Linked DNA regions of Mus musculus: region 1 is linked to region 2. Evidence: chromatin loops called from intact Hi-C (ENCODE). Cell type or tissue: gastrocnemius. All regions are shown on one strand.

What was found. Hi-C counts contacts between places; a loop is a spot of excess contacts. Peaks named below come from ENCODE experiments on the same cell type or tissue, not always from the same donor. Only the 100,000 strongest peaks of a DNase experiment are listed, where the experiment ranks them.
Region 1: a loop joins it to region 2, with 2.3 times the contacts of the local background. A loop is called at or near these places in 9 of 42 quality-filtered maps.

Annotation. Positions count from the first base shown.
Region 1 is chr15:80,111,540-80,114,039 of GRCm38, forward strand. It overlaps Syngr1 (synaptogyrin 1), which reads left to right. Exons shown (of 4, transcript NM_207708.1): 3 at 60-205. Among named protein-coding and RNA genes, the nearest start is that of Tab1, 20 kb to the right of the region's middle. In gastrocnemius, a CTCF peak has its summit at 1,142 (motif pointing right); no DNase peak of the experiment used is centred here.
Region 2 is chr15:80,223,946-80,226,445 of GRCm38, forward strand. It overlaps Gm46521 (a long non-coding RNA gene), which reads left to right and starts at 1,656. Exons shown (of 2, transcript XR_001781722.2): 1 at 1,656-2,500. In gastrocnemius, CTCF peaks have their summits at 1,478 (motif pointing left) and 2,045 (motif pointing right); DNase peaks (open chromatin) are centred at 1,467 and 2,048.

The DNA of each region.
Region 1 (2,500 bases), 110 kb before region 2:
GTTTTCTCCCCCTTCTCCTTGTGTGTCGTTGACATCCGGCCTGGCCCTGGGCACCCCAGCCTTCTGGGCCTTCTTCTGGTTCGTGGGTTTCTGCTTCCTGGCCAACCAGTGGCAAGTCTCCAAGCCCAAGGACAACCCTCTGAACGAAGGGACGGACGCAGCCCGGGCTGCCATCGCCTTCTCCTTCTTCTCCATTTTCACGTGGGTGAGTACAGGTCCTGTAGAGTCCCTACTTGTTCCAGCCGAACCCCAGGCTGTGTCCCATGGAGTAGATGGGCTAAGCCTGGCTTCCCGGAGGGAACCTGCTCCAAGGCCACCTGCAGCCCAGCCTCCCTGAGCGAGGCAGCCCCTTGGCTTGATGTGGAACACTTTCCTAAGGATGTGACTTGAACATCACCATATAGCCCAGATAGTTCATGAGCTCGAGAGCCTCCTGTCTTAGCCTCTGAGCACACAGCACACCTTTGTGCTTCCCTTTCACGGACAGAATCTTCACTCTTGGGGTCTCCCCACTCCAGGAGAAAGCTTCCTATTGGCTCTGCTTTCCAAACAAGGAAACCGGGGCTCAGTAACTTCGCAATGTACTTGTTTATTTTTTTGTCTTTTTAAGGAATTTTATTTTTAGGTCTGGCATGGTGGCATTCACCTTTAATCTCAACATTGGGAGACAAGAGGCTGGCTGATCTCTGAGTTTGAGGCTGTCCTGGTCTATAGAATGAGTTCCAGGGCTACACGGGGAGACCCTGTCTCAAAAACCAAACCAAACCAAACCAAACCAAACCAAACCAACAAACAAAGCAAAAAAATATGGAGGAATGTGTTATCTAGGGGTTCAGCATGCTGGAGCCTGTCCTTTTCAGGGCTAGCCGAAGGTCTCAAGGGCTTCCTGTGCCACAGCAATGCTAGCCCGTCTAGGTCACATCCATTTCCTCCCTTGCTAGTCTCCCTCCAGTCGAGAGAGGTTGGGGTGTCAACATGCCCCCTTTCCTCTTCCCCCTTCTGTTACTCTGTTGTAAGTTCTTCAAGGGACCCCCTTGGCCTGCACACAGTCAGTCTTCCCTCTCCCCACTCTCCCTGGATGACTTTAAAGATTTATTTATTTATTTTATGTATATGAGTTGCTGTCCTCAGACTCACCAGAAGAGGGCATCAGATCCCATTATACATGGTTGCGAGCCACCATGTGGTCGCTGGAAATTGATTGAACTCAGGACCTCTAGAGAGTCTTAACCACTGAGCCATCTCTCCAGCCCAGACTTCTTTTTCTTTTTGAGGACCCCAACAGCCATCTTCTGGGGGCACTCTATACCTCAGTATTGGGAACTAAGAGTTTTGTGGTTCAGGTCCCAGAAGCCAGCCATGGTCACCGTAGAGCTCTTGATACCTTCAGGACTAGGCAGAAAGATCAAAGTGGCCTCAGGGAGCTCATTTAGGAAGAAGGTACCCTAAAAAGTAGGACTTCCCCTATTCCTGCCCTTGGCTAAGACGGTGCCGCTGACAGGAACATAGCGATTGGATTGAGGGAAAACACCGAATAGCTTGGTGCTGCTGCCCACTGCCAGCCCTTCCTGAGGCAGCTCTGCCCTTCGGCTTCCTCAGCGACCTCACCCCTGCTCTCTCTGGCAGAGCCTGACAGCAGCCCTGGCCGTACGCAGATTCAAGGAGCTTACCTTCCAGGAGGAATACAACACACTGTTCCCTGCCTCCGCACAACCGTAGTCCCTGAAGGACAGGGAGTCTACACCTCAGGAGGGCCCAGTGTTGGAGATGTGTGATCACTAGGACAGGAGGAGGCTGGCTGGGGAAGTCAGCTATGGCTCACCATTGGCTAGCTCATGCAGCATCGCTTCCTTGGTTTATTCTTTGTGTTTGTTCCTTCAGTAAACATTTATTGAGCAGCTATTTTGTGCCTGTGTGGATTAGACAGGGCCCTGGCCCCAGGAGCCTATTGGCTGGGGAAGAGAACAACAGCCAACCTTCCACAAAGTGGGGTGGGCTGTTAAAAGGTCTGAAGTGCTGGGCGGTGCTGGCCTACACCTTTAATACCAGCACTCAGGAGGCAGAGGCAGGCGGATTTCTGAGTTCGAGGCCAGCTTGGTCTACAGAGTGAGTTCCAGGACAGCCAGGGCTACATAAAGAAACCCTGTCTCAAAAAACCAACCCCCCCCCAAAAAAAAGGTCTGAAGTGCCTCCAGGAAGGGGGTATGCTACAGACATGGTGTGAAGGACCAGCTTGGTGTCTCCCTAGGCTGGCTTCCTACAGAGGGCTAGCCTGGAGTGTTGGAGGATCTGTGGCCTGGCTCAATTTTCCCATGCCATGTGACTGAGAGCAAATCCTTGCACCATGCTGAATCTTAGTCAATTTTCCTAGCCTGACTGATAATGGATCAATGACTTCAGGCTGAGCAAGGGCCAGCACAGGGCTTGGCACAGAGATGCTCAATAAATGTCAGTTCTGCTGTTCATTCATTCATTCATTCATTCATTCCTTGAGTGAGGC
Region 2 (2,500 bases):
ACCCTCACGACAGGACAGTGTGACCTTTTGGTCTGACACCCACAGGTTCCACTTAACTTCCTTTACTCTGTCTTGGTTCAACTTATTGCTGCATCCAGTCTGGCTGCAGACTGTGAGACCCACCCTGAAAGCTGGGCATGGTGGCATACGCTTGGAACCTTAGCCATTGAGAGTCTGAAGCCGGAGAGTCATCTTGAGACCACCACCAGCTGGGCTACCTAGTGAGAAAGAAAGGAAGGAAGGAAAGAAAGAAAGAAGAGGGGGTACTGGGGAGATGGCTCACTGGTTAAGAGCACCAGCTGCTCTTCCGGAGGACCAGAGTTCAATTCCCCACCACCCACATAGCAATTCACAGCTGTCTATAACTCCAGTTCTAGGGTATTGCCTACTCTCATGCAAGCAACACCAACACATTAAAAATTAATAAATTTAAAAAGAAAGAGGGAGGGAGGAAGAGAAGGAAAATGAAGGAGGGCTGGAGCTAAGGCATCATTGTTAGAGCATTTGATTGGTATGCAGGAAATCTTGGGTTTGATCTTCCAGGCTGCTGGAACCAGGCATGATGGTTCACGCATGGAATCTGAGCAGTCGGAAGATGGAGGGGAAGGAACAGGAATTCAAGCTCATCCTCAGCCCCACGGCAAGTTTGAGGCCAGCCTGAGCCACCTGATTGGACCCAGTCTCCCTGAGAGCCTGGGTTCTTGATCTTGGCATTACTGTCATTCTGGGTCAAGCTCACTCTTGGTCATGGAGCCGTGACACAGGTGGCAAGTTATTAGTAGTATCCTAGCCTCTGACAGCTAGATGCCAGTGCAATACCCTCCCCAAAAGCATGACAACCAACTGTGTCCCTAGACACAGAATATCCCTTTCCACTTAGAGCTGGTGTGTGTGTGTGTGTGTGTGTGTGTGTGTGTGTGTGTGTGTGCTAAGATGCCCTAGAGCAGATGTTCCCAACCTGTGGGTCCGACCCCTTTGAAGCTGCTTTACGATCCTTTCACAGAGACAGTTTAAGACCATTAGAAAACACAGATGTTATAGAGTTAGGGAGGTTGAGAACCACTGCCCTAGAAGGAACTAGAAATATGGGCAAGAGAAGCAGATGCAGGAGAGCCCAGTTCAAGACCACTGCTGGCTACATACAGAGTGTATCATTGTCTCAAAACAAAACAAAAAGCAAGGTGTGTCGGTGCCTGCCGTTCATCCCAGCACCCAGAAGGCAGAGAGACCGGTCTGATCTCTAAGTTTCAGGCTAGTCAGGGCTACATAGGGAGACCCCCGCCTCAAAAAACAAACAAACAAACAAACCAAAACCAGAAAGGGGGAATGGGCTGCCAGGTGCTGCCCAGATGACCTTGAGTAGCTCTGAGGGAGCCTGGGCGCGCTGAATTGGGTGGACTGGTTACCAGTTTTCTGAGGTCAACGACAGAGCACACTAACCCAACTGGGTCCCTTCCAGCTGGGCTGCACTGCCCCCTGGTGGTCAGCGAGGCCTAAGGCACCCACCTGCCAGCTCTCTCCCCCTTCATTCTTCGTTGTGCTACAGAGGACTCAAAGCAGTTCATACAAACATCTATAGCCAGGGTGCCGATGAGGTAGTTGGATGAATGAACACATGCCCCGCCAAGCCGGACATCCTGAGTTTCATCCCTTGCATCCAGATGCTGGATGGAGAGAACTGACTCCTGTAGGCGCACATGCAGCACATGTATGCAATAAACAAACAAGCGTAATATAACACCTCAGTTATAGATATGGTTTTGTTTGGTTTGGTTTTTTTGAGACAGGGTTTCTCTATGTATCCCTGCCTGTCCTGGAACTTACTATGTAGACCAGGCTGGCCTTTTAACTCACAGAGATCTGCCTCCCTCTGCCTCTTTAGTGCTGAGATTAAAGGTGTGAGCCACCATTGCCTGGACCCATATTATGGTTTTATGAAAGCATTTATATGTATGAAAATTTAACTATATATTTTAAAAGATTTATGTGCATAGGTGTTTTGCAGGCATGTATATCTGTGTACCACATGTATGCAGTACCTATGGAGGCCAGAAGAGGGCGATGAATACTCTGGAACTGGAGTTGATTGTGCTGATGACCCCTTGTCCTCTTGCAGGGCAGTCAGTCAGTGCTTTTAACCACTGCACTATTTCTCTGCCCCTCTGAGTGTATTTTAGTTACATTCACTGCAGTGAACAATCTGCATTATTCATCTTTTGACAGATATCATTTTTTTCCTAAACGCAGCCTAGATTTTCAAAGACAAGGTGGATACTGACATAAAAAGACAAAAAACAAAACAAAACTGGGCATGGTGATGCACACCTCAAATCCCAGCACTCAGGGAGGCAGAGGCAGGCAGATCTCTGAGTTCAAGGCCAGCCTGGTCTACAGAGTGATGTTCAGGACAACCAGGGCTACACGGAGAAACCCTGTCTTGAAAACCAAGAAAGGGGGGTGGGCGAGGGGAGGGAAAGAGTCAGGCAGACGGACTGTGCAT